Linked DNA regions of Homo sapiens: all the other regions are linked to region 1. Evidence: chromatin loops called from intact Hi-C (ENCODE). Cell type or tissue: CD4-positive, alpha-beta T cell. All regions are shown on one strand.

Region 1 (4,000 bases):
AGCACTTTAATAATTTGTACATACGTTATAAGGGCAGAGCCAGGATTTGAACAGAGGCTTGTTTGCTTCCAAAGCTTGGGCATTTATCTCTACAGCATATAGCCTCCTTACAGCTTTCTTGTCACCACATCTTCTTCTGAACTTATTGCATTTCCTCAAAGTTATGTTCCACTGCTCCTGAGCCCTAATCTCTAATCATCCTAAAAAAAAGTGTGAATAACATAATTTAAAAAAAATTAGGTGGGTGTGGTAACATGTGCCTGTGGTCCCAGCAACTTGGAAGGTTGAGGCTGGAGGATTGCTTGAGCCCAGGAGGTTGAGGCTGCAATGAGCCATGTTTGTATCACAGCACTCCAGCCTGGGTGACAGAGTGAGACCCTTTCTAAAAGAAAATAAAATAATTTAGAATACTGTAATATGCCAATATTAACAACAAACCACATGTACACAGCAGGAGCTACTAGAAAAAGACTTAAAATTGGAAGAAAGGAGATACGTTGTTTGTATTCAGTGAGTTTTTTTGTTTTTGTTTTTGTTTTTGTTTTTGTTTTGAGACGGAGTTTCACTTTGTGGCCCAGGCTGGAGTGCAATGGCGCAATCTCAGCTCACCGCAACCTCCACCTCCCGGGTTCAAGTGATTCTCCTGCCTCAGCCTTCCAAGTAGCTGGGATTATAGGCATGCACCACCACGCCCGGCTAATTTTGTATTTTTGGTAGAGACTGGGTTTCTCCATGTTAGTCAGGCTGGTCTCAAACTCCTGACCTCAGGTGATCCGCCTGCCTCAGCCTCCCAAAGTGCTGGGATTACAGGCATGAGCCACCATGCCCGGCCATATTCCCTCCTGACTCGGAGGTTCAGTTTTATCAGCAACACACTCTTCCAACACTGAAAACTGCCTGAACTTGTTTAATTATGTAAAATATAGGGCCTGTTGGACAAGAATTCCGAAAAGTGCTTTCACCCCCTCACGAGACATTGAAGCACTACTCCGGATGTCCCCATCTCAACTGGGGTTGTCCCTGCCCTCTTGGAAACAGCAAATCAAGTAGCCTACTTAAAGTGAAGCAGAGGTTGCTCTATGTTTTCAAACATTGCAAGATGCGTGGAGTTTTTGTTTGTTTTGTCTTTTTTCTTTCCCTACTTGAAGTAAGTCTCAATTGAAATACGCTGCAAAGTAAAACTCATATTGATTCTTTTCAATCTAACCAACTTTTGAGGATGTTTTTACCTGAATTTGGACTTTTGCTTTTTAAACTCATACTTTTACTACCCTGTGAACTCCCCTTTATTGAAAAGACATTGAATGACCAGGTTCAGTGGCTTGTACTAATTGTAAACTTTTCCTCCCCCATGGAAAACTTTAAAATAGAGCATACTTTTAATATAGCCTCCTTTCATTCCCTCCTATACTAGTCGAAATCCATTGCTGCTGTGGATGAGATGAGGCACAGAAATGATTCTTTCCTTGCCTCTCATCACCTTTGATTATGAAAACCTATTATTAATTGTTTTACAACATTCCAACCTTTCTAAAAGGCCACAGAAATTTTAAAATGCTAACTCCTAATGTACTTCTTTGAATGGCTATAAATTCCATTTTAACTATTCAAAAATTTTCTTCCTTTCAGTAGTAGCCATGTTTCCTTTGAGGTTGTGGTAGGAGAAGCAACCAGCAATAAAACATTTTCAGTGTCAAAAATCTCAGAAACGTCAGGTTCAGACTTAACCAAAATTCTGTTCTGCGAGTCTCGGAGATGGCTTTACACAGTGCTTGTTAGGGAGGTAGTATCAGAAACTCTCAAGTGGAGCAACACTGCCACCTGGAGGCTTGAAGGCTCAAGTTCGCATAAACCCGGCCGTAGGTCTTTTCCAGAGACCACACACAGGACTTGATACTAACAGATTTAACGCCATCATTTCTTCTACCCTTAGGAACGTAGTATGTGATGTGAATAAAATATAGACCTCATGCTTTTTACCAACAATTCCATTGTCAGGAAATAATAATTAAACAGAAAGCCAGACTGGTAGAACAGAAAAGGCAACATGGAGGTCCAGACCAGACTCTGCCACCAACAGGGTGGGGGACATCCTAAGTTCCTCAAAACCTCTGGGTCTCAGTAACAAATACCTCATCTGAGAAAAGGCCTGTAGAGTTGAGGGAACTGCTGAGTTTCCAGGCATAGCTGAAGACCTCAAAGCTTATGGAAGGAAGAAACCAAGATGCTTTATTTTACTTTCTGTAAAGATTTTTTTTTAAATCAAGTATGCTTTGCCTTGATACTATCATTTATCCCAGCGTAGTTTCTAAAAGTATTTCAAGAGGCGATATTACACACTGCTGTTCATTCTAGTTCATTCTTGATTTAGCTGTCTTCCATATAGGAAGATATTAATTTCATCTTGGTTAGAGGCATGTCACTATTTTATTCTCTGAGATTTACAGGCCCATAATCCCATATCCAAAATATTTACGGGCAGATGAGTTTCAGAATTCAGAATTTCTTGGCTTTTAGAAAAGTAATCAATAATATATTGCAAAATATGTAATATCCCCATCAGAACTGGAACAGTAATCCTGGACCAGAACATAGGAATATTCACTCTAAGTGGAATAAATTGAACTAAATGGCTTCACAGTCTGTTCAGTTCAGTTTTGCTGCCAAAATAAGTTTAGGTCAGATTTTGCAATGAGTGTAAGTTCTCAAAACAAAACAAGTGAATAACAACAAAACAATAACAAAGGAAATGAACAAAAATCTTTTGAGAGAGGATCAGAGACCTATAGCTAATTAAGATCTAAATTCCAGTTAAGGAAGAAAAAGAAATGCAGTTCTACCTTACTGATCCAGTATCATCCAGGAGTAAGTTTAATATAAGCTTGATTTTGCAGATTAATGAAATGTATTTCTTCGAATATTTTAAAGATTCAAAGAATCTTTAAAGGAAGAAAAAAATAATTCTTCCTTCTTTTACCCAAATTTTACCCAAATTGTTGAAAATCTTTCTATAATATCCTGACCCAAATATTGTTACATCTAGTAAGTGCCAAAGGAACACATGCAAATGGTCAATGAATCGCCTTTTCCGTTGTGAACTGACTCAGCCTCAACTAAACTGTCCCTGTTCCAGGTGATTCATACACCATGAGTCATTCATTGTTACGCTGTATATAGTAAGGCAGCAACATCCTCAAGTCTTGTTAGAGATATTTGCCCCTAGTTAAATGGCTCCAGCTATGCTTTTGTTAGTTCTTTCTCCTTTTTGTGGTTTTTATGTATCTTCCTTGACTGTGAGACTCAACCTCTTCTCCCTAACCTAAAATAATTACTAAAGGCAAGAAATAATTACTAAATAATTACTTAAGATATATGGCAATTATTTTTATTTCTATACTACTATTTCTATTTCTATTTCTATGTGAATTACCACTACTACTATTTCTATATTAATTACAGATGAGATTTTTATATAAATGATCCCAGTGGAATTAGAAGTAATATCTAGGCAAAAAAAAATCATAATACTTTAAGAGTAAATTTGAGGCTGAACATGGTGGCTCACTCCTGTAATTTTAGCACTTTGGGAGACTGCAGCGGGCAGATCACTTGAGCTCAAGAGTTAGAGACCAGCCTGGGCAACATAGAAAGACCTCATCTCTACAAAAATAATAACAGTTAGCCAGGCATGATGGCACACACCTGTAGTCCCAGCTACTCAGGAGGCTACAGCAGGAGGATTGCTGGAGCCTAGGGGGTCAAGGCTGCAGTGAGCAATGATTACACCACTGCACTCCAGCCTGGGCGACAGAGTGAGACCCTGTCTCAAAAATATATATACATGTACATTTAACAAATGCATTTTCCCCTAAGGATTAAAATGATCATGTAAGTTTACACAAATTCATGCTCCATTCGCTGAATCATTTGAAGTTCCCAGATGTTGACATATCATTTCATTCTTCCATGACTTTGCACATGGAGCTACCTCTATTTGAAA
Region 2 (4,000 bases), 300 kb before region 1:
CAATAATGGATGCTTCATAAGCAAAGGAATTCCCACTAAACCATCAGGAAGTCTAGTGTAATAGCCTATTTCCAACCTGCCAGATTCATTGAGTGAATTGGAGCAAATCTCATCTATACTTCTCACTTTCTGATATAATTTTATAGAGACTAAATAGTAATGTTCACCATAATGTTGGATGAGCCTCACTTGTGAAGCATTCACTCAGTATATACCTGGCATAATCTCCTCAGATTGGTACTTTTTCAGATTTAAGAGGGAAATAGCTTGAAATTGAGAACTAATAGCAAATTACATGCCCTTAAGATGATACACCCTTCAATGACAAAACACTGTAGCACACCTCCAGGTCTGAAGTTAACAAAGAGGGCTGTCACTTCATTCAGCTGAATCCCTCCTGCCCTCCCCCTGCATACACCCCAGGCAACCTTTGCCCTACTACAATCTAGCTCATTAATTTGGTCAATGCAATTGTTTCTCATTTAAATCTTCCTGTAAAACATAGAATAGTCACTTCACTATTACATTGTCCCCAATTTTTTCAAAAGCTTGCCGTGAAGGGAAGGAAGCTAAGTAAGAAAAAGGTCAATGAAGCCAGTTGCAAAGAAGATTATGAAATGTTGCTCATTTCTGCTTTTTTTTTTCTTTTGAACCTCTGAATTACTTCATCTTTCCATCTGTCTACAAAGTTGTGGGTGCACATTAAGATATACAGACAGAATTCACAAACCCTTTGGTAAATTCACTCTTAGCACTAAATATCAACGGAGGAGAAAAAAAAAACGTACTATGTTTCCCAAAAGAAGTATGGGGAGACTATTTTCTATGATTAAAAGCATAAGAAAAAAAATAAAACTGATCCAAGAGCCCAGAGACTATTTTTATATGTGAAAAATATATACTTTAGTCAGGATTTGTAACTTCAGTAACTCCCTTTGGAAACCAAATTTCCACCCTCTCACAGTGTTTGGTTATTTAGGACTGAGTCAATTTGAGCATGATGAGTTTGGAATGCCAGCTGGCTGCAGAAGTGTGAAGAAACCTGTGTGGTCACCAACACTTTAAACATCACTCACAGTTCTGAAGTAGGGCTATCCCAGGAGCACTTCCTGGATGCTGGTGATCCACAAACACCAGACTATTTCCACTCCTCAAAAGGAAAAAGAATGGGGCCCTACCTTGCCAGGAAGAGGAATCTGGCAAGCAGGCTGAGAACAAGCACCACACAAGGCAATTTTTGCCAAGTGAGTCACCCATACCCCCTGGGTACAGGTGAAGCTCAAGGAAAGGACCATTCAAACTTCCAGCCTGCAGGAGCTGCAAAATCAGCTCCTGAACTCCAGTATTCAACTCATCTAGAAACACATTTTTATTCAAATCTTTAAAGCCAAAGAAGGTATCTAACCATTGTCCCAGCCTTCTCTTCTTTTATAGTATCACTAATTCCATAGTTATGTAAGTGCCTTTTATGTGAATGCACTGTACTAGACCCTTGATAGAGAATGGTTAGCAGAAAAATTAAAAAAGCAACCAAGATTCTACATTCTTGATTCTCATGGGAAAAATAGAGAAGAACTGAGAAAAGTCCTAAGAAGAAAACACTAAGATAGACACTAACAGGGAAAGTTTTACTCAAGGTGGTCTTATGTTCTAATTTTAATGTGATCACTTGGGGATCCTGTTTTAAAAAAAAAAAAGAAACATAGATTCCAGTACTAAATGCAGATTTGATATGTCTTGGGGAGAGTCTGGGACTATGCATTTTTTACAGGCTCCCAGCTGCTGCTGCTGTTGCTGCTCCACAAACCACATTTTTTAATAACAAGCCTCTAGGGTTTCTCTACATCTGTGGTTGTAGTTCTCTAAGTGTGGTCACCAGACCAGCAGCTACAGTGTTACTGGGAAACTTCTTAGAAATGCAAATTCTCAAGCCTCACCCCAGACCTACCGAATCAAAAGCTGGAGAGGGGGACAGGGCGGCAAGGATGCCAACACTCTATATTTTAACAAACTCTCAAGGTGATTATGACGCCTGCTAAACCCCATTCATCCAATACTAGTCATGAGCCACATGTGGCAATTGAGCACTCAAAATGTGGCTAGTTTGAATTGAAATATGCTGTTAGGATAAATTATATGCTAGATTTCAAGGACTTGAAAAAAGAATATAAAAATCCCTTATTAATATTTTTTATATTAAGTGCATGTGGAAATACTATCTTGGATATAGGAATTAAATTATATTATTAAGATTAGTTTCACCTGTTTCATTTTGCTTATTTTAATGTGGCTACTAAAAATTTTTTAATTACATATGCTTGTAATGGTTAGCATTATGTTTCTACTGGGCAATGTTGCACTAACCTTTGAGAATTATTGCTATAGAGCAATGGTTTTCAAGTGAGGCAATTTTGCCCCCTAGCAGACATTTGGCAATATTCGAAGACATTTTTGATTTTTACAGATGGGGTCAGGGGTTCTGTAAGTAAAGGCCAAGATGCTGCTAAACATCCTATAATGCACAGGACTGCTTGCTACAACAAAAGACTCTCCAGTCCAAAGTGTCAATAGTGTGGAAGTTAAGAAATCTGTTCTATTACACTGATTCTGCTCATTAGAAACACTTTAGGAGAGTTAAAAATACTGATGTTCTTGGTTTATCCCCAGATTAATTAAATTGGAATCTCTGGTACAGAAGCCGTGGCATCGGTTGTTCATTTTGTTTTGTTTTAAGTTCCCTGTGGATTATAAGGTGCTGCCAGGGTCAAGAACCTCTTTTTCTAGTGGAATGGACAGAGGCCCCTCATTCATTCGTCTCTGTACTGCCAACACTCATCACCTCCAGACCTGGGAACTGGCATTTCCAACAAGTGTCCAGTGATGCTGAAGCTGCTGCTCTGGTTTCCTCTGGAGAATTTTACGTCCCGTTCCACATAATGCTACACACTTCAACTCTCCAGATGGCCCAGGGAGCCTCATCAGACCTGGGCAGTTGTTCCCCACTCAGAAGACAGTCCCACCACCAACGATTCCCCTTCCAGACTCAATCAAAATGACTTCCCATTCAGCTGAGGTAGAAGCAGCTCTTTTATCAAGGGCATGGGGGCATGGTTAAAGGAGACATAAACTAAGTCCTTTCTGTTTGCACTCCAAGCAGGAAACAAATTTTTCTGTTACTGGGTCATCTTAGGGAAACCTGTTTCATTCAACTATTTAATTTTTACCAATATATAACTTAAATCACTTTAAAATAAATTTGTACAGATTACAAAATGACATAGATTAAAACAACTTCTCAGCCAGGTGCGGTGGTTCACACCTGTAATCCCAGCACTTTGGGAGGCTGAGGCAGGCAGATCACGAGATCAGGAGTTCGAGACCAGCCTGGCCAACATGATGAAACCCCGTCTCTACTAAAAATACAAAAATTAGCTGGGCATGGTGGTGGGCGCCTGTAAGCCCAGCTACTCAGGAGGCTGAGGCAGGAGAATCATTTGAACCTGTGAGGCAGAGTTTGCAGTGAGATGGCGCCATTGCACTCCAGCCTGGGCAACAGGGCTAGACTCCATCTCAAAAAAAAAAAAAAAAAAAAAAAGTTCTCCCTAAAACTAATCCCCTAAGAAAGTAGGAACTAGAGAAATTTGAACTTTAAATATTTTATGGTCCTTCCTCCTTCATAATTAACTTTTGAAAAAATATATATATACATAAATCTAAAATCGTTGGCCCTACATGATCTCTCTCTCACACACATGCGTGTGCGCACACACGCACACACACACTCTATTATCTTCATGAACACATCACCTACTTTGCTCCAGTCCAGCTGACAGCCTTAGGCCCTTCGCACTAAGTGTCTTTCCCCAACATCATCTGAATGCATAACTTCCCCACTCTTGTCTCCCCTGGTCTTTGCCCAGATGTTATCTGCTCCCTCCCATCTGGGTTCCTCTTTCTCAACCTTCTTCTCTCTGCCTGATTGGTTTTTTCATAGTACTTA
Region 3 (4,000 bases), 320 kb before region 1:
AAGAAATAGAAATAGGAGCAGCACCACTCACTATAATTCCTGGTGACCCACTAGCATAATGTTTGCCTCCTGTTCTCATGACCTTGTGCTCTGCTTGCCTATAAGTCTTAGTTCTAGAGTGTTCTAGAGGGAAGAAACACAACAATGATTTCATTGAACTGGAAGTTAATACTAACACAACTACTTTAGTGTCCTCATGTCTCTAAATCAAAGGGCAAAGAAGAGAGTTACTGTGCTGGCTGGGGTGATTCATCCAGGCTACCAAGATGAAAATGGACTGCTATTTTACAAAGGATATAGAGAAGAGCATGTCTGAAAAAAAGAGATCCCTTAGATGCCTCTTACCATACCCTGTGATTAAGGTCAATAAAAAACTACATCTCAGTTCAGACACGGCTACTAATGACCCAGATTCTTCAAGAATGAAAGTTTGGGTTACCCCACCAGGTAAAAAACCATGCCAGCTTAGGTGCCTGCTGAAAGCAAAGGCAATACAAAAGGAGTAGTGAAAGAAGTTTGTTATAAATACCAGCTATGCTCAGAGGATCAGTTATGAAAGAAGGACTCTAACTGTCACGAGTATTTCTTCCTTATTTTGTTATGAATATGTTTGTGTGTGTGTATACATAGCAAATGTCTTTGTTTTCTTCACTTTCTTAGCCCATTACAATGTAACATAAGAAGTATTGACTTTGTATTTAAGATAAGTTTATTTAAGTACTTAAGTATTGGTAACTTTATATCATAGTATTTACCTTATGGAATGCCAAGGAAAAGGGTAAACACCACCCAAGAACTTTGTATCCTCTTCTGAGGAGAGGGTTAGTGTGTTTTTGCTTGTACTCAAGACAGGTGTATCATATTAGGTTGAATTATGACATTTTTATTGTCTTTATTTGGAGATTAAGGATAGTTTAAAGAGATGCATATGGGTGCCAGATTGATAAGGAGTAGAATTGTGAGAGCTAATTTTATGTGTCAATTTGGCTGGGCCATAGTGCCCAGATGTCTGGTCAAACATTATTCTGGATGTTTTGGTGAGGGTCTTCCAGATGAAATTAACATTTAAATCAGTGGATTTTGAGTAAAGTATATCGCCCTCCGTAATGTGGGTGGGCCTCATCCGATAAGTTGAAGGCTTACATAGAACAAAGGACTATCTATCTATCTATCTATCTATCTATCTATCTATCTATCTGTATCTCTATCTAGCTACCCCTACACATATCCTATTGGTTATGTTTCTCTGGAGAATGCTGGCTAATGAAAATGGTTAACAAAAAGTCAGGACAATGGTTACCAGTGGAGGAAAGTATGATTGAGAGAGACACACAGGAGGAGTCTAAGGTATTGATAATATTCTATTTTTTTACCTAAGTAGAGGTGCATGCATTTTATATTACCACTATATATGTTTAACACATTTTTCTGTATGAATACTGAATATCACACATGTAGACACACACAAATTTAACTCGAAAAGTATAAAATAGAAGACTATCAGCTGAAGATGAAAATAGCAAACTAAAACATACATGTAAAAAATTATACAAAATATATGAGAAGATAAAGAAATGTAAAATATGAGAGATTAAGAAACAGAAACAAGAGAATGAGAAAGTCAAGCTCAAATAAGAATTATGAGAGGATAACATATAATTAGTGGCCAAGGGGAAATATTTAAGAAGATCATGGCTGATAGATGGTCATATAAAATAAGCAGAAGCAGCAGGATTAATAAAATAAATACAAATAAACATATGTGTAGAATAACATCTTATTCCATTTGGTGCTGCAATGACAGAATCCTTAAGACTGAATAATTTATAAAAAACAGAAATATATGTCTCACAGTTCTGGAGACTGAGAAGGTGATGATTATGGCACTAGCATCTGGTGGGCCTTCTTGCTTGTTACCACGTGGCAGAAGGCAGAAAGGCAAAAGAGAATTGTATCAGTCCTTTCTTATGCTGCTAATAAAGACATACCTAACACTAAATAATTTATAAAGGAAAGAGGTTTAATTGACTCACAGTTTAACATAGCTGAAGAGGCCTCAAGAAACTTACAATCATGGTGGAAGGGGAAGCAAATATGTCCTTCCTCACATGGTGGCAGCAAAGAGAAATGCTGAGCAGAAGGGTGAAAACCCCTTATAAAACCATCAGATCTCATAATAATTCACTCACAATCATGACAAAAGCATAAAGGTAACTGCCCCCATTATTCAATTACCTCCCACTGGGTCCCTCCTATGACACGTGTGGATTACGGGATGAGATTTGGGTCAGGACACAGCCAAACCATATAAAAAATGAACTCACTTCCATAAGCCCTTTTTAAAGCAGCATTAATCCTTTTATGAGGGCAGATCCCTCAGGACTTAAACACTTCCCTCAAGGCCCTACCTCTCAATACCATTGCACGGGGATCAAGTTGCCAACACATAAATTTGGGGGACATATTCAGATCATACCATTCCACCCTGGGCCCTCAAATTTCATTTCCTTCTCACATGCAAAATACGTTTATTCCAACCCAGTAGCCCTAAGTCTTAACTCACTCCAGCACCAACTTTAAAGTTTAAGTCCAGAGTCTCATCTACATCAAATATGTGTGTGAAGTACTTCATACTGAGGCAAAATGCTCTCCAGCTGTGAGCCTATAAAATCAAACAAATTATGTACTTTTAAAATATAATGGTGTCTCAGACGTATGATAGACATTCTCATTTCAAGAAAGAGAAATACAAAAGAAAAGAATAACAAGTTTCAAGTAAGTAAAAATCCCAATAGGGCAAATGACATTGAATCTCAAGGCTTGAGAATAGTCTCTTTGGACTCCATGTTCTGCCTTCTGGCGCACTAGAAGGCTGGAGTTGGGTTTCAAGGCCTCAGACAACCCGTGTGTCAGTCCTCACACATTTAAGTCAAAAGCTTATGGTTTTCTCAGGCTTGTGCTGCATACTGGTAGCTCGGCAGTTCTGGGGTCTTGGGAGGAGCCTTGCTCCCATGGCTGCACTAGGCATTATCCTAGTGAGGACTCTCTGTGGCAGCCCCCACCCCGCATTTCCGCTGGATATTGCTCTAATGGAGGCTCTCTGTGGTCACTCCAATTCTGCAGCAGGTCTCTGCCTGGGCTCCGAGACTGCCTGAGACATCCATTGAAATCTAGCTGGAGGTAGCTATGCCTCCATAGCTCTTGCTCTCTGGGTCAGTGATGAGAGGAGCAGGCTTGAAGATCTCCAAAATGACTTTGGGGCTACTCTCCCATTGTCTTGATGAATAGCGCCTGACTTCCTTCTATTCACACTAATTTCCTTATCAAACAGTTACTTGGCCATACCCTTGGCTGCTTTTCCTAAAGATGCTTTTTTGTTCTTGACATGGCCAGGCTAAGAATTTTCCAAATCTTTACATTCTGCTTCCCTTTTGATTATAAATTCTATCTTTAAATACTTTCTCTCTTTTCACCTTTTACTATAAGCAATTAAAAGACGCCACACAGCACCCTACATTTTTTGCTACCTGGAGATTTCTTCTGCCAGATATCCTGGTTCATTGTTAAGTTCTGTCTTTCACAAAGTCTTAGGACAAAAACACAATTCAGTCAAGTTCTTTGCCTCTTCATAGCAAGGATCACCTTTTCTCTAGTTTGTACTACCTTGTTCCTCCTTTCAATCTGAGACCTCATTGAAATGGCCTTTACTGTCCATATTTCTACATTCTCTTCATAATCACTTAAGTAATCTCTAAGAAGATACAGGTTTTGGCTTACAGCTCTTCTCTTCTTTTAAGACTTCACCAGAATTGCCCTTAATGCTCCATTTATGGAAATACAGGCTTCTTCAGCACTCAGTTCAAAACTGTCTCAGCCTCTACTCACTACATAGTTTAAATGCTGCTTCCACATTTTTAGATATTGGTTGTAACAAAGCCTCACTATTCTGATTCCAATTTTTGTCTTAGTTTGTTTGGTGTTGCTATAACAGAATACTTGA
Region 4 (4,000 bases), 520 kb before region 1:
TTTTGCTACCTTGAGCGTAATCGACAGAAAATGGAATTCAGTTTGAAATTCAAAATTGTTTTGCTGTGGTCATCCTACTATTTTGCAACATAATCACTAACACTTATAATAAATTCTAATTTAATTCTAGTCCTTTCTATAGGTTATCATAAAATAATCAATGTGGAGAAATCAATTTCTCCAAGTTAGTCCTACTCTCAGAAACTGGCCACAGCATGAGACTTACAGGAAACTTAGAAGTAACAGTTCTCAAAGAATATTATCTTTATAGGATGGGATCTCCTACAAGATGGCCAACTAGACACAGCCAGGAAACACCTCTCCCCTGATAGACACAAAAATATCAAGTAAACTATTCCACTTTTAACCAATCTCAAAGAGAGGTGACACAGGCACTGGGGTTGAAGAGGGAGGAAGGTGGGAAGCCTGCGCGAAGTTGCTGAGTGCCGAGACTGGCTCCCAATCCTGAACATGTCCTAAGGGGCCGGTGAGTGAAGGAACTCTGGGGCACCACATATCCCACTGCAGACCTCTGGGATCCTTGCTGCAAGAGATTCCGTGATCCCCATAGACATTTGAACTGGCAGGGAGAACTACCCAGAGACTTGAACCTACACAGAGCCCCAAAGGTTTTTCCTGTGGGGCAGCTGCCCCAAACACATCCACAGGCACCCATACCCCAGGGCTCTCCACCTTGCTCTGAATAACTCTAGCCCCTGCTGACTGCCAGTCTGGGAGATAGCAGGGCTGCCTTTCCTGTGGAACTGGGGCACACCTGATCCATGCACCTCCTTGTCTGCCAGCCCCTCCCAAGGCTGCCTACCTGGCCACTCCTGCACAGCCTCCACTGCCCCACCAGTGTTTTACCAGTGGCCTAAGAGCAGTTGGCTGCCTTCCCCGCAGTAGGAGGCCAGAGGACAAAGCCGCAGGTCTCAATGCCCCTAAGGTTCAAGCACACCATCCAGGGGCATTGAGCTGAGATCTGTGGCCTGAGTTCAAGCAGGAAAGGAGCCTCCACTCTCAGAACAGAGAAGAGTAAGGTGCTGGTTCCAGTGCCAGTGCAGGAGCTAGGTGTCCCTCCCTCTGCAAGACCAGTCCAGGAAGCCTGTAGCCTGTTGACATACCACAGCTTTTGCCTCAGGGAGTCCCAAAGCCTGGAACTCCTGGAATAGTAGGGCAATCTAGGTTCAGAAGGCTTGGGACAAATCTAGCTCCTCAGGGCTACTCCTGGGGCAGAAATCAAAGGGAAACCCAGTCAGGGGAGCGTGACCTGGGCAGCCGCTACAGCCATTCGCTGGGCAAAAAAAAACCTGGGTCACGGTCATTATACCAGATGCGCATCCATGACACCAATGCCTGCCTAAGGGTCCTCTGCCCTTGACGCACTGCATCACCAGACCACCCACAGACATTCCCCACAACCTCCTCTGACTCTGACAAGCTCAGTGAACCAGTGGATCTCTGGGGAAGTGTGGGTCTCCTGGTGACCTAATCTTCAGCTCAGGCCACTCCTAAGGGAGGGGGAAATGCAGCCTACCACAGCACCCCTTGGGGTTGAGAAAAAACAAATGTAACACCAGTGATTGGAGGGACCACCCCCCCACCCCTAAGGCCAGGGAACAGATTTAGTAAGGAGGTCATCGCTCTCTCCCCCTTCCCCAGAGAACTGCTGTGAATGCACTGACATGCAAAAGAGGCACATAGGTGGGTAAAAGCCTCTTAAGCATCATCTACTGGATCGCAGCGTGAATTACACGAGCAAACAAAAATAAATTCCTTTAGCACACACAATGCCTGTGAAACCCAATGCAGGAAACTAGCCACTGCTAAGGAACCCATACAGAATCTTGGCCCTCTGAAAGCCCCCAGAAATGAAGCTAATAAACTATACACAATACACACCACTGTCAAACCCTCAGGGGGGAAAAGAATATATAAACAAAAGGCCATCCAAATGACAGCAACTTCAATTTTTTTTTAAATGAGCTCCCACAAATGAGAAGGAATCACTGCAAGAAGTCCAGCAACCCAAGAAGCAAGATTGTTTCCTTACCTCCAAAGGATGGCACTAGCTCCCCAGCAATGAATCCTAACCACATCGAAATGTCTGAAATGACAGACATAAAATTCAGAACCTGAATTGCAAGGAAGATCAAGATTCTAGAGAAAGTTGAAATCCAAACTAAGGAAGCCAGTAAAACAATCCAAGAGTTGAAATATGGCATAGCCATTTTAAGAAAGAACCAAACTGAATTTTTGGAACTGAAAAATTTACTACAAGAACCTGAACATACAATCGGAAGCCTTAAAAACAGACTAAACCAAGCTGAGGAAAAAATCCAGAGCTCAAAGACCAGTCCTTCAAATCAACCTGGTCAGATACAAATAGAAAAGATGTTTAAAATAAAAAAAATTTAATAATGAACACAGCCTTCAAGATATATGGGATTATGTAAAGAGACTAAACCTATGACTCATTGGCATTCCTGAGAGAGAGTAAGCAACTTGGAAAACATATTTGAGGATACAGTCCATGAAAATTTCCCCAAGCTCATTAGAGAAATCAACATGAAAATTCAAGAAATTCAGAGAATCCCTGCATAATACTATGCAAGATGACCATCACTAAGACACATGTCATGAGACTTTCCAACGTCAATGTGAAAGAAAAAATCTTAGAGCCAGCTAGAAAAAAGGGCCAGATCACATACAAAGGGAACCCCATCAGGCTAACAGCAGAATTCTCAGCAGAAATTACAAGCCAGGAGAGACTAGGGCCTATTTTCAGAATCCTTAAATAGAAGAAATTCAAAGCAAGAATTTCATATCCCACCAAACTAAGCTTCATAAGCAAAGGACAAATACATTCTTTTCCAGATAAGCAATCATTAAGGGAATTTGCAATCACTAGATCAGGTTTATAAGAGTTCCTTAAGGAAGTTATAAACATGGAAACAAAAGAATGATACCTGCTACCACAAAATACACATAGCCTACAGATCTTAGAAAGCGATTACACAATCAAGACTACAAAGCACCCAGCTAACAACATCATGACAGGATCAAAACTCACATATCAATATTAACCTCGAACGTAAACAGTCTAAATGCACTACTTGAAAAGCACAGAGTGGCACATTGGATAAAAAACTTGTAGCCTCTATCTCCCCAGTCTCACCTGGTGGTCTTCCCATCTCAGCCTCCCAAGTACCTGAGGACTACTCAAACCTTCTTCCTCTGGTTTTTTTCTAACCCCACTTTCAGTTTATTTCCACAGTATTTAGACTGACTTGCTGTTGGATGTGTCTCTCTCTTCAGGGGACACATCTCACATATAACAACACCCATAGGCTGAAGGTAAAGGGATGAATAAAGATCTATCACGAAAACCGAAGACAAAAAGAGAGAAGGGGTCACTATTCTTATATCACATAAAACAGACTTTAACAACAATAAAAAAGGACAAATAAGGGCATTACCTAATGATAAAAGTTTCAGTTTAACAAGAAGACCTCACTTCATAAATAGGCACCAAACATTAAAGCACCCCGATTTATATATATATATATATATAATATATATATTTATAATATATATTATATATATTTATAATATATATAATATATATATTTATAATATATATAATATATATATTTATAATATATATTATATATATATTTATAATATATATTATATATATATTTATAAAATACTTCTAGGCCTACAATAAAACTTAGACAATCACACAATAATGGGGGGCAGGACTTCAACACTCCCACTGATAGTGTTAGGCAGATCATTGAGGCAGAAAGCTAACAAAGAAATTCTGGACTAAAATTTAACACTGACCAATTAGAAATAATAGACATCTACAGAATATCCCACCCAAAAAACTACAGAATATACATGCTTGTCATCTGCACATGGAACATACTCTAAAGCTGACCACATGTCCAGCCATTAAACATGTCCAGCCATTAAACATGTCCCAGTAAATTCA
Region 5 (4,000 bases), 180 kb before region 1:
TAGTGTAACCTCTCCCAACAATCCTTTTTTCTATCCAACATTAATTCTTATCATTCTATCCATCTTCATAGGAAATTTTTTAAGTAACAATGTTTTAGTCTTCTCTAAATTACAGCATATTTTTCCCTGCCCTCAAGAGTCCCCATCTTATAAATGTTTGCCTTTCGGTTAGTCCAGCCAAATTTTATTTTTTTGCCTGCCACCTGCATTCTAATAGTCCTTTTGCCTCTTATGCACCTACTCTTGACCATTCATTTCTCCTCTTATCTCTACAGTGTTCCAAGATAATTATGCAAAGTATATTCAGATCACTCCTTCAGCAGGCTACTGCATTCTTTCTTCAAATTGCTCAAAATACATTTCTCCCAAAAAGTATTTTCTTTACTTGTTGAGAATAACCAGGAATTGATTCATATTAGGCATTTTATTCATCTTTACTATGTAATCAGCAATAGAAATCTGATAGGCATGATCCCTGACTTCATCTTCTACGCAATATTCTATGTATATATACCAGCTTGCCTTTAGCCTTATTACTGAGTTTTAATTTTGATACTGTGATAGTTAACTACATGTGTCAACTTAACTGGGCCACAAGATGCCCTGATATTTTAAACAGTATTCTGGTTGTGTCTGTGAGCATGTTTCCAGATGAGATTAACATTTGAATCAGTAGATTCCCCTCCCCAATGTGGTCGGGTGTTATCCAAGCCTTTGAAAGGCTGAATAGACCAAAAAAAAAGAATAAATGAGAATTCACTGTCTCTGACTGTTTTAGAGCTGAACATTGACCCTCTCCTATACTCAGACTGGGACTTATGCCATCAATTCTTCTGGTTCTCAGGATTTGGACTGGAACTACACTACCAGCTCTCCTGGGTCTCCAATTTGCAGATGGCAGATATCATGGGACTTCTTAGCCTATGCCTTATAATAAATTGTGTGTGTGTGTGTGCGTGTGTGTGTGATACATATATATATATATATATATATATATATATATATATATATATATATATATATATGAGGTATGTGTGTTTGTGTGTGTGTCCGTCCTATTGGTTCTGTTCCTCTGGAACAGATCAGACTATTAGAGATAGATTATGTGCCTTCACCTACTCACTGTTCCTGCTTTCCTTCCATGTGCTCACTGTTCCCTGTGAATGGCTCAGGATTTGCTATGGGAAGTAATTTTGCCTTCCTATGAAAAGTAGATAAAGATTCAGATCCACCCTTTCTAAGTTGTAAGTATTTTTACTTTACGTGAACTTCCTTTAATGATTTAAACAAGAAGTGGAAAGCTTAATGTATGCTCAACTTTTTAAAAACTTAACAGAAAAAAATTGGAACACTATTGACCAAAACTTTTAGCACTTTGGTTATCTAACGGTGTTTCCATTATGGGCGATGTTAATTTATTTATCTTTGCTTTTCTATATATTTCAAGATTAATCAAACAGTATATTAATACTAATTTCGAAAAGACCAAAATCATTAAAAAAACAGATCGTTTTGATTCATACTGTCCTCTAGTTGGTAATCCCCAACAAATCAGCACAAATATCACACCAAAATTAGAACAAAAATTTGTTAACAATAAAAAAGATAAAAACCCAGCAAATCTACACCAATTAAAAATAGATGATCACAAGGAAGAATAAACTAGTTTAAGATAAACCTACATAGGCTACTCACAGCACATTCCACCTTATATCATGAAACAGAAATCACCAAAAACCAAAAGATAAGATCTTTGCCGTTTCTCTCCATATGTCCTCAGATTCAAAGATCCAAGAAGTTACAACTGAAGAACAAGGTAGGGTTTCCTTTCTACCTTCTGTATTCTACTCTGTGAAGAAAGTAGTAACTATGCCCATTTACCATTTCCACCACCAGATGGTATAATCATCTACAAAAAAGAAAAAAAAACTCATTTAATTCAAAGAGTGAGAATTATATAAGGTACATTTTTCTCACCACAAAGCAGAATTACAATACTTTTTTTTTAAGTACTGTTTGGAAATTAGAAGAGGAAAATTACCTTTAAATAAACTTGGTTAGAATAAGAACCCGAAACTATAATTACAGATCATTTAGAAAACACCAAAAATAAGGATACAACATGTAAAAACTTAGTAAATATGGCCAAGCTGTATAATCAAAGAAATTTACTTTAAGTGATTTTATTATTAATTTCTAGAAATTAAAATAAATTAACAAAACAATTTGCTCTATAAATTAGAGTAAAACAGAACAAACTTCAGGAAAACAAGCAGAAATTGTTAATAAAGTAGAAATCAATAAATTAGGAAATACTGAAATAGAGGTAAATTCGAGTTTATAAACAAATTCAAAAGCTGTTTATTTAAAAAGAACAATAGAATAAACAATTTAGACAAATATAACTTAAGAAAGACATAAGAGAAAAAACACAGACCCCTCTGAAATTAGAAAAAAAGATCAAACTACAACAATGAAGATAATTTTTTTAATTTGAAAAAAAGTAGATCTATAATCATGGAATAAATTGGGGAAAATTGTCAAAGAAATTTTTCAAAGTTAGATAGACAAATAATTTCTGGTCTTTCAAGTAACAGATAATTACTTTGCTATTTACATTCTTAAAAAGTATAGAAAAAAGAGCCAGGCGCAGTGGCTCATGCCTGTAATCCTAGCACTTTGGAAGGCTGAGGCAGGCGGATCACGAGGTCAGGAAATCGAGAACATCCTGGCTAACACAGTGAAACCCCGTCTCTACTAAAAACACAAAAAAAATTAGCTGGGTATGGTGGCGGGCGCCTGTAGTCCCAGCTACTCAGGAGGCTGAGGCTGGAGAATGGTGTGAACCCGGGAGGCGGAGCTTGCAGTGAGCCAAGATCACGCCACTGCACTCCAACCACTGCACTCAAGCCTGGGCGACAGAGCTAGACTACGTCTCGAACAAAAAAACAAAAAAAAAGTATACAAAAAAGATGAAATGCCACTTATGCCATTTAATCTTACCAATTTACAATAATCTTTGAATAGAAATCTGATAAAGCAGATAGAAGAAATCTACAAACTTATCTAACTAATAAGTATTAAGTCATGGTCATGGTGTCTTTTTACTTTCTTTTTTAAAGAAAGAAAAAAGCCATGACCAACAATTAATTTCATACTTACAATCAAAAAACCAGAAGTGTTTCTATTGACAAATGTGCCTGAAGGCACAATTATTTATCACTGTTCTGAAAGTCTGAACAAAACCAATAAGGTAAAATAAATTATAAGTTTAAAAGAGGGGGAGACAGAATCATTATTATTTTCATTTAGTATGATTCTTTACCTACAAAACGTGAGAGAATCAACCAAAGACATTTTAAATAAGCTAGTTATCTGAAAATCCACAGGTTAAAATATATTGTTATCTAATAATCTTTTAACCATTGATCCAGTTTGGCTGCCTGGAAGCATTTTCTAAGATTGTACATTCTACTTTGGAGGGTAAGTTTTTCTCTATCAATGTAGTAAGTAAAACATATGACCTATTTTTTTCTACCCATGGAATGAAGTTGTACTTGGTAAGGCTATAGCTCTAATCCTTTTTTCTTCTTCTTCTTCATTTTCATACTCAGTGGAAGAACTCAGGATCCATTGTCAAAGTTTTCTTTGAGTCTGCTGAGAAAATCCCATCTTAAATTGCATTATATATTCAGCAGTTGTCATATATTCATTTATTCATTCAACAGAACATATTCTAAGTCCTAAAACATAGAAATACGCACTAAAGACACACAGATTAATTTTATCTCACTCGGCTTATTATCTAGTAGCAGAAAAAGACATAGGCATAAAAATTTAAGGGGACAATCTCATATAATAAAAGCATGTGCTATGAGGCCATAAAAAAACCAGTCTTTACACTTATGGCCCTTTGGAATATGCACTCAAGGGTCCTCATATATAACAACAGACCACTACTATGTATGGACTAAGGATAGTTTTGAAAATTACTGAGTTA
Region 6 (4,000 bases), 970 kb before region 1:
CCAGACTAATATTATTATTATTATTATTATTATTATTATTATTAACTATAGTTACCATGCTGTACATTTGATCTCCAGAATTTATTCATCTTATACTGAAAGCTTGTACTCTTTGACCAATCCCCCCTTTCCCTAATCCCCCAGCCCTTGGCAACCATCTCCAGTCTCTGTTTCTATGAGTTTCTCTTCAGATTCCACATGTAAGTGAGATCATGTGGTATTTGTCTTGCAGTGTCTGGCTTATTTCACTTAGGATAATGTCCTCTAAGTTCATCCATGGCAGGATTTCCTTCTCTTTTAAGGTTGAATAATATTTCATTGTATATAAACATAAATATAAATACACACACACCATTTTTTCTTTATCCATTCATTCATCAATGGACACAAGTTGTTTCCCTTTTGGCTATTGTGAATAAACTGCAGTGAAAATAGAAGTGAAGATATATTTTCAAGAACTGTTTTTAATTCCTTTGGATACATACTCAGCAGTGAGGTGGGATTGCTGGATCATATTGTAGCTCTATTTTTAATTTTTTGAGGAACCTGTATACTCTTTTTTATAATAGCTATAGCAATTTAGAATCCTATCAACAGTATAAGGGTTTCTTTTCTCCACATTCTTGCCAACACTTGTCATTTGGCTTTTTGATAATAGCCATCCTAAGAAGTGTGAGGTGATGCCTCATTGTGGTTTTGATTTGCATTTTCCTGATGATTAATGATGTTGAGCACAGCACTTTTTCATACATTATAAAGCTACAGTAATCAAAACTGTATGTTACTGTCACAAAAACCAACACATAAACCAACAGAATAGAATGGAGAGTTCAGAAATAAAGCCATGCATGGGTACAAAAGTACTAAGGATACACAAGGGGAAAGCATAGTCTCTTCAGTAAATGGTGCTTGGAAAACCAGATAACCATATGCAAGAGAATAAAATTGGATTCTTATCTTACACAATACACAAAGTTCAACTCAAAATAGCCTTATACATACATAATATCTGAAGTCGTAAATATCCTAGAGGAAAACACAAGAAAAGCTTCATGACATTAGTCTTGACAATGATTTTATGAATATGACCCTCAAAGCATAGGTAATGAAAAACAAATATAAACAAGTGGGTCTACATCAAACTACAAAGTGTTTGCACAGCACAGGAAACAAACAACAAAATGAAAAGGCAACCTACAGGATGGAAGAAAATATTTACAAACCATATATACAATACATGACTAATAGCCGAAATACGTAAGGAAGTCACGAAAATCAATAGAAAAACATGCGAACAAACACAAGCACCTAAATAAAAATGTGGGTGAAGGGCCTGAATAAACCTTTTTTTAAAGGTCACATGCAAATGACCAACAGATATCTGAAAAAGTGCTCAAAACCAAAGCTCTGTTTTGTCCAGTATCCCCACTCCTATCACAGAGAAATTTGTCACCTTACCTGACAAAAAAAATGAGATCATTTCATCAGCCTCAAAATAAAGGACCCAAGAATATATTCCCAACCAATGTGGGAAATCCCTGCTGGTAGAAGACCATCCAGCAAGTGACGTCATCACCAGAAAGGCATTAAGGGACACAGTTTAAATGTTGCAAAGGATTTTAAAAGAATCAGGAGTGAGATAACACTCAGAAATAATTTTTAGTTTTATTATGTAAGATAATATTACTTTGTCAATGTAAGAAAATATTTTTGTCTTTCAGAGTAGATGCTATATTTGGTTCTGCCTCCCACTCCCCCCACCACTATCCTACTTTATTTCACAGAGGAGTCATTTTGTGGCCTCACAAGAGAGTTGGCCAATTCTGCTGAAAGATTGGCATTGACATTTGCTTGTGGGAGTGCCTGAGGACAGAGAAACCTCCCAGCTTGCATGACTAGGTTGGATAACTTCTTCTTCCTGTTTGCCAATAAACATTATGTTTGGCAGAAAACGGTTAAAGATTTGCTCCTATTGCAGCAGGCTGCCTGTTAATGAGAGGGATGTAGTCTTCCCTTCCCATAGCTGGAGTCTTTTAACACATACTGAAAAAAGACTTCATAGCTTCTAAAGGATCAAATTGGCTTATGTCAGTTTATAACAATAGGATTTTATCATTGACTGGCCATACTGACCTAGTAGTAATAAGATACTTTTCTTCCCGAGCTGTCTCTGAAATAGTAGCTGCTTCATGAACATCTTGTCTGATGAATTATTTTCTTAAATGACTCTCTTTTCTCTCAAAATCTGAAGGTGTTCTAAAAATACTAGCAGTTTAATCCAAGGTCCATTTTGCAAGGACTCTCAGTCAGCATATTTTACAGAGAGAATGGCTGGTGGAGTCATTTTACTAGAAGACATGACATGGCTTGAATTCCCAAATCAGATCACTGCAGGCCAGGTAGCAGGTCTTCTCTTAGCACTTTTCTCTTCACCTTTCCATGCAGCAGAGGGCAGTAGTGAACTGTGCATTTTTCTATGCTTTATTTCCTTTTGAAACATAAGCCAAATACATACAAGAATAATAATACATTTAAAAAATAATATTTAAACTATTCCACATGTATAGTATTTTTGCTTCACTGAACAAACGAATTTACCTGGGCCACAATCCAATAGATAGTAGCTAATTTTAGACTTCAGACTTGTGCTTGTTTGGACAACTTAGAATTTGAGTATAATGTTATATTGCAACTAGTCGTTAACAAATCAGGTGTGAGAAGAAATTAGACATTTCAGTGTTTTCTGAGAAACACAATTTCCTTAAGGAAATGTTGTGGCATAAATGTATTTTAGCTATATTTTAGGCTTAAAACATTGTGTTCTTCAAGGAAAATATCAAATCTTTCACAAAATTCTATCTTCTTTAAAAGTCTTTTTAATAAATTAAATAAAAATGATGTTTATTGTCAAACAACTACATGTATGGAACTAAAAAATTAGAGTTATGCAGTAGGAAAAAAAGCCCTCTGACTCACTTTTTGGTACTCACTATTTCTGTTTACCTGGGCTAGTCAATTTTAGCTTTTTAAAAGTTTCTTATTTTCTGGTATTTACCTATGTATTTGAAAATATCATGTTTATCCTAATATTTCCTTATTTTTTGTCTTAAATGTCATCTGTTGTCTTCCTAGTAAATAAGATGAAAAGTTAGCTCTTTTATACTCCTCTCTAATATCTCCTCTCCATATTCTTCCAAAATATCATTTAAAATTATTCAATCTTGGACCTTGTGCTTCACTCGTAGTAGGCAATTATTAACTATATATCTACTTGCAGGATATTTGAACCACTGAAAGGGGTTTCCAATAAAGAAAAGGTTATTCACATATATTTTAAAACATATGGAATGCAGCTAAGGCTGTGTTTAAGGCAACCTACAGGATGGAAGGCAACCTACAGGATGGAAGGAAAATTTGGAACTCAATCTTTTTTATGTCAATTTTTCCAAAATTGATCTATGGCTTGAATACAATCTCAATCAAAATTCCATCTTTTTTTGAAAATTTGTGCACTTTCTATAATGCAGATCCAGTATACTTATGGTAATCTCAAAAGAGAACAAATGAAAGCTATACAGTACCAGATGTAAAGACCTGTTACAAAAGCACAGCAATTAAGACAATGTAAGATTAGTACAAGCACAATCATACCAATGAACTAAAATATAGAGCCCAGAGACAGTTCCATACATGATATATGAGATGATATGTGACAAAAGCATTGTCGCAGTTCTGCGAGTTAGAAAGATCTAGGTCAACTGGAAATCTATATGGGAAATATGTACTTTGACCTACGATATATGGGATAGGCAAAAATTAGGGGTATATCATATACCTAAATATAAAAAGAAAAACAATAATTCTTCCTGAAGAAAATAGGGGAAAATCTTTAAGACCTTTAAATAGTTGGTGTTTCATGAAGATCTTCTTAAACAAAGATTTCTCGAACAGTGTGAAAACTCACACCATACAAAAAAGATTATAAGTGAACTGCATTAAA
Region 7 (4,000 bases), 670 kb before region 1:
ATTTTGTTTTTTTATAGCTGCATAGTATTCCATGGTGCAAATGTACCATACTTTATTAATCTAATCCACCATTGATGGGCACCTAGGTTGATTCCATGTCTTTGCTATTGTGAGTAACCCTGTGATTAACATATGCATGCATGAGTCTTTTTGGTAGAACAATTTATTTTCTGTTGGGTATATACACAGTAATAGGATTACTAGGTCAAATGGTAGTTCTAAGTTCTTTGAGAAATCTCCAAACTGCTTTTCCACAGTGGCTGAACTAATTTACATTCCCACCAACAGTGTGTAAGCATTCCCATTTCTCTGCAGTCTCGTCAACATCTATTATTATTTGACTTTTCAGTTATAGCCATTGTGACCAGTGTGAGGCAGAATTTCACTATGGTTTGATTTGCATTTCTCTGATAATTGGTGATGAACATTTATTCATGTGTTTGTTGGCCACTTATATGTCTTCTTTGGCGAAGTATCTGTTCATGTCCTTTGCTCACTTTTTAATGGAGTTATTTGTTTTTTTGCTTATTGATTTAAGCTCCTTATAGATTCTGAATATTAGACCTTTGTTGGATGTGTAGATTTAAAATACTTTCTCTCCCTTTCTTTACATCATCTGTTTACTCTGTTGATAGTTTCTTCTGCTGTGCAGAAGCTCTTTAGTTTAATTAGGCCCCATTTGTCAATTTCTGTTGTTGTTGAATTCCTTTTGGGGGCTTAGCCAAAAATTCTTTCCCAAAGCCAATGTCCAGAACGGTGTTTCCTAGGTTTTCTTCTAGGATTTTTATAGTTTGAGGTCTTACATTTAAGTCTTTAACTCATGTCGAGTTATTTTCTGTATATGGTAAAATGTAGGGGTTCAGTTTCATTTTTTTTGCATATGGATAGCTAACTATCCCAACATCATTTATTGAATAGAGAGTCCATTCCCCGTTGCTTGTTTTTGGTGGCGTTGTTGAAGATAAGATAGGTAGGTGTCTGGTTTTATTTCGGGATTTTCCTTTCTATTCCATTGTTCTATATATGTCTGTTTTTGCACCAGTACTGAAGGAGTACAGGTGAACCCCGAAATTGAGGCTTAGCCCATGAGGGTTCTTGGCTTCACCCAGGAAAGAATTCAAAGGTGAGCTAGTGCTGTTAGACAGCAATCTTTTATTGAAAAATACTGTTCCTTATGAACAGGGCTAACACATAGCCTGTGTGCCCAGAGTCAGCAACATATGGGCTCTTCACAATTATATTTATACTCAGGTAAACCCACTTTCAATTGCATGCAAACTAAGAGGCATGTCAATGCAAATTTAGGGGTGGGTATTTATAACTTTCTAGGAAATAGGCAGTAAATTATGGGTTGTTGCCACAGAAAGGGTTGGTGACTTCCAGGTCATTGCCATGGCATTTATAAACTGTCATGGCACTAGTGGGTGTGTCTTATGCTAATGAGCAATGAGGCAGCTATGAATTGCCTTCATTGATATCTGCTTATTTGTGCTGGTTTCTTCACTTTATCCTGTCTGGATTATATCCTGTTTCGCTCAGCAGTGTTGTGACCAGAAAACAAGTCCTGCCAGTCTCCTACCTCATATCATGCTGTTTTGGTTTCTGTAGTCTTATAGTAGAGTTTGAAGTTTGGTGTGTGATGATTTTAGCTTTGTTCTTTTTGCTTAGGATTGTTTCGGCTATTCACTATGTTTTTTGGTATGATACAAATTTTAAATAGTTTTTTTTCTAATTGTGTGAAAAATTATGTTGGCAGTTTTTAGTAATTGTATCGAGTCTGTAAATTACTTTGGGCAGTATGGTCATTTAATGATATTGATTCTTGTAATCCATGAGCATGGAATTTTTTTCCATTTATTTGTGTTATCTCTGATTTATTTCAGTAGTGTTTTCTAGTTCTCCTTGTAGATATCCTTCACCTCCTCAGTTAACTCTATTCCTAGGTATTTCAACTTTTTGACTATTGTAAACGGGATTGTGTTCTTCATTTGACTCTCAGCTTGAATGTTACTTGTGTACAGAAATACTACTGACTTTTGTATGTTTATTTTGTATCCTAAAACTTCACTAAAGTTGTTTATCGGTTCTAGGAGCCTTTTGGCAGAGTCTTTAGGGTTTTCAAGGTATAGAATCAAATCAACAGTGAAGAGTGATAGTTTGACTTCTTCTTTTCCTATACCAATGCTTTTTATTTCCTTTTCTTGCCTGATTGCTCTGACTAGGACTTACAGTACGACATTGAATAAGAGTGGCGAGAGTAGGCACCTTTGTCTTCCAGTTCTCGAGTGGAATGGTTCTAGCTTTGGCCGTGCAATATCGCAATGACTTTGAGTTTGTCATAGATGGCTCTTAACATTTTCAGTCATCAATGACATTTCCTTGATGCCTCATCTGTTAAGACTTTTTATCATGAAAGGATGCTGGATTTATCAAAAGCTTTTTTCATTTCAATTCAGATGTTCATATGGTTTTTTGAAATGGAGTCTCACTCTGTCATCTAGGTTGGAGTGCAGTGACATGATCTCAGCTCACTGAAACCTCTGTCTCCTGGGTTCAAGCAATTCTCCTGCCTCAGCCTCCTAAGTAGCCAGTTGCATGCCACCACACCCAGCTAATTTTAGTATTTTTAATAGAGACAGGGTTTCACCATGTTGGCCAGGCTGGTCTTGAAGTCCTGACCTCAGGTGATCCACCCAACTTGGCCTCCCAAAGTTCTGAAATTACAGGCATGAGCCACCATGCCTGGCCAGTCATATGGGTTTTGCTTTTTTTTTTTTTTTTTTTTGAGATGGAGTCTCGCTCTGTTGCCCAGGTTGGAGTGCAGTGGCATGATCTCAGCTCACTACAAGCTCCGCCTCCTGGGTTCACCCCATTCTCCTGCTTCAGCCTCCCGAGTAGCTGGGACTACAGGTGCAGTGTAGTCTGGCTAATTTTTTTGTATTTTTAGTAGAGACGGGGTTTCACCATGTTAGCAAGGATGGTCTAGATCTCCTGACCTCGTGATCTACCCTCCCGGCCTCCCAAAGTGCTGGGATTACAGGCATGATCCACCGCACCCGGCCTTTGATTTTATGGAATACTTTCTGTAGGATTGGTACCAGTTCTTTGTATGTCTGGTAGAATTTGGCTGTGGATCCATGTGGTCTAAGGCTTTTTGTGATTGGTAGGTTTTTGTTATGCATTCAATTTCAGGACTTACTGGATTGTGTTTTGGTTATCATGTTCTTCCTGATTCTATCTTGGGAGGTTTTGTGTTTCCAGGAATTTATCTATTTCCTCTAGACTTTTTAATTTGTGTGCATAGAATTGTTCGTAATAATCTCTGAGGATCTTTTGCATTTATGTGGGTTTGGTTGTAGTGTCATCTTTGTCATTTCTGATTGTATTTATTTAGACTTCTCTTTTTTGTTTCTTTGTTAATCTAGCTAGCCAATATCAATCTTGTTAATTCTTTCAAATAAGCGATTCTTGGTTTCACTAATCCTTTGTATGAATCTTTGCATGGAATTTCTTTCAGTTCTTCTCCAAATTTAGTTATTTACTCAATAATTTGGTCTCTCTTAGTGAGAGCAGTCTTCCTGGCTTGTCTAGTTGGGCATCTTGTCCCCCTTCCCTACTTTCCATTTTTTTGTACCAATCTTCTTTAAGTACAGGCATTCATTTGCTTTAAGGATAATAAATGTTGTTATGATAGAAATTCACAGACAAAGAGCCAATATTCACATTTGACTTTTAAACCACACATTTTACATTTAAAGTAAAACAAGAGGTTGGAAACCTTGGTATTACTAAAAGCAAAAACAAAACAGATTTTCTAGATTTCACATACTATAGTTAACTTTTCAGTGTGCAGGCTTGATTGACCTGAAACGATAAGCAGAAAGAACTCGGGATATAGTATAAAGGAAGATATACCGAACCCTAAGGGAAGAAAATGGAAAAGATGAGGTACAGTGGAAAGCAAGAATGACCCTGAGAGAATCAGGAAAAGTATGAAAAG

The links. A loop is a pair of places that touch in the nucleus more often than their neighbours do. Peaks named below come from ENCODE experiments on the same cell type or tissue, not always from the same donor. Only the 100,000 strongest peaks of a DNase experiment are listed, where the experiment ranks them.
Region 2: it touches region 1 in a loop (3-fold over the local background); 25 of 110 quality-filtered maps call a loop at or near these places.
Region 3: it touches region 1 in a loop (8-fold over the local background); 17 of 110 quality-filtered maps call a loop at or near these places.
Region 4: it touches region 1 in a loop (11-fold over the local background); 29 of 110 quality-filtered maps call a loop at or near these places.
Region 5: a loop joins it to region 1, with 10 times the contacts of the local background. A loop is called at or near these places in 22 of 110 quality-filtered maps.
Region 6: it touches region 1 in a loop (13-fold over the local background); 73 of 110 quality-filtered maps call a loop at or near these places.
Region 7: a loop joins it to region 1, with 4 times the contacts of the local background. A loop is called at or near these places in 23 of 110 quality-filtered maps.

What each region holds. Positions count from the first base shown.
Region 1 is chr5:40,686,513-40,690,512 of GRCh38, forward strand. All of the region lies in intron 2 of PTGER4 (prostaglandin E receptor 4), which reads left to right. Among named protein-coding and RNA genes, the nearest start is that of PTGER4, 8.6 kb to the left of the region's middle. In CD4-positive, alpha-beta T cell, CTCF peaks have their summits at 1,817 (motif pointing left) and 2,026; DNase peaks (open chromatin) are centred at 1,009, 1,799 and 3,129; H3K4me3 peaks cover 2,299 bases; H3K27ac peaks cover 1,382 bases.
Region 2 is chr5:40,384,604-40,388,603 of GRCh38, forward strand. No RefSeq gene overlaps it. Among named protein-coding and RNA genes, the nearest start is that of LINC00604, 150 kb to the left of the region's middle. In CD4-positive, alpha-beta T cell, no CTCF peak of the experiment used is centred here; DNase peaks (open chromatin) are centred at 1,148, 1,908, 3,535 and 3,848; H3K4me3 peaks cover 19 bases; H3K27ac peaks cover 1,552 bases.
Region 3 is chr5:40,365,333-40,369,332 of GRCh38, forward strand. No RefSeq gene overlaps it. Among named protein-coding and RNA genes, the nearest start is that of LINC00604, 130 kb to the left of the region's middle. In CD4-positive, alpha-beta T cell, no CTCF peak of the experiment used is centred here; a DNase peak (open chromatin) is centred at 2,119.
Region 4 is chr5:40,164,465-40,168,464 of GRCh38, forward strand. No RefSeq gene overlaps it. Among named protein-coding and RNA genes, the nearest start is that of LINC00604, 74 kb to the right of the region's middle. In CD4-positive, alpha-beta T cell, no CTCF peak of the experiment used is centred here; a DNase peak (open chromatin) is centred at 2,067.
Region 5 is chr5:40,505,418-40,509,417 of GRCh38, forward strand. No RefSeq gene overlaps it. Among named protein-coding and RNA genes, the nearest start is that of PTGER4, 170 kb to the right of the region's middle. In CD4-positive, alpha-beta T cell, no CTCF peak of the experiment used is centred here; a DNase peak (open chromatin) is centred at 1,874.
Region 6 is chr5:39,711,841-39,715,840 of GRCh38, forward strand. No RefSeq gene overlaps it. Among named protein-coding and RNA genes, the nearest start is that of LINC02104, 190 kb to the left of the region's middle. In CD4-positive, alpha-beta T cell, a CTCF peak has its summit at 2,477 (motif pointing right); a DNase peak (open chromatin) is centred at 2,441.
Region 7 is chr5:40,020,838-40,024,837 of GRCh38, forward strand. No RefSeq gene overlaps it. Among named protein-coding and RNA genes, the nearest start is that of LINC00603, 29 kb to the right of the region's middle. In CD4-positive, alpha-beta T cell, no CTCF peak of the experiment used is centred here; no DNase peak of the experiment used is centred here.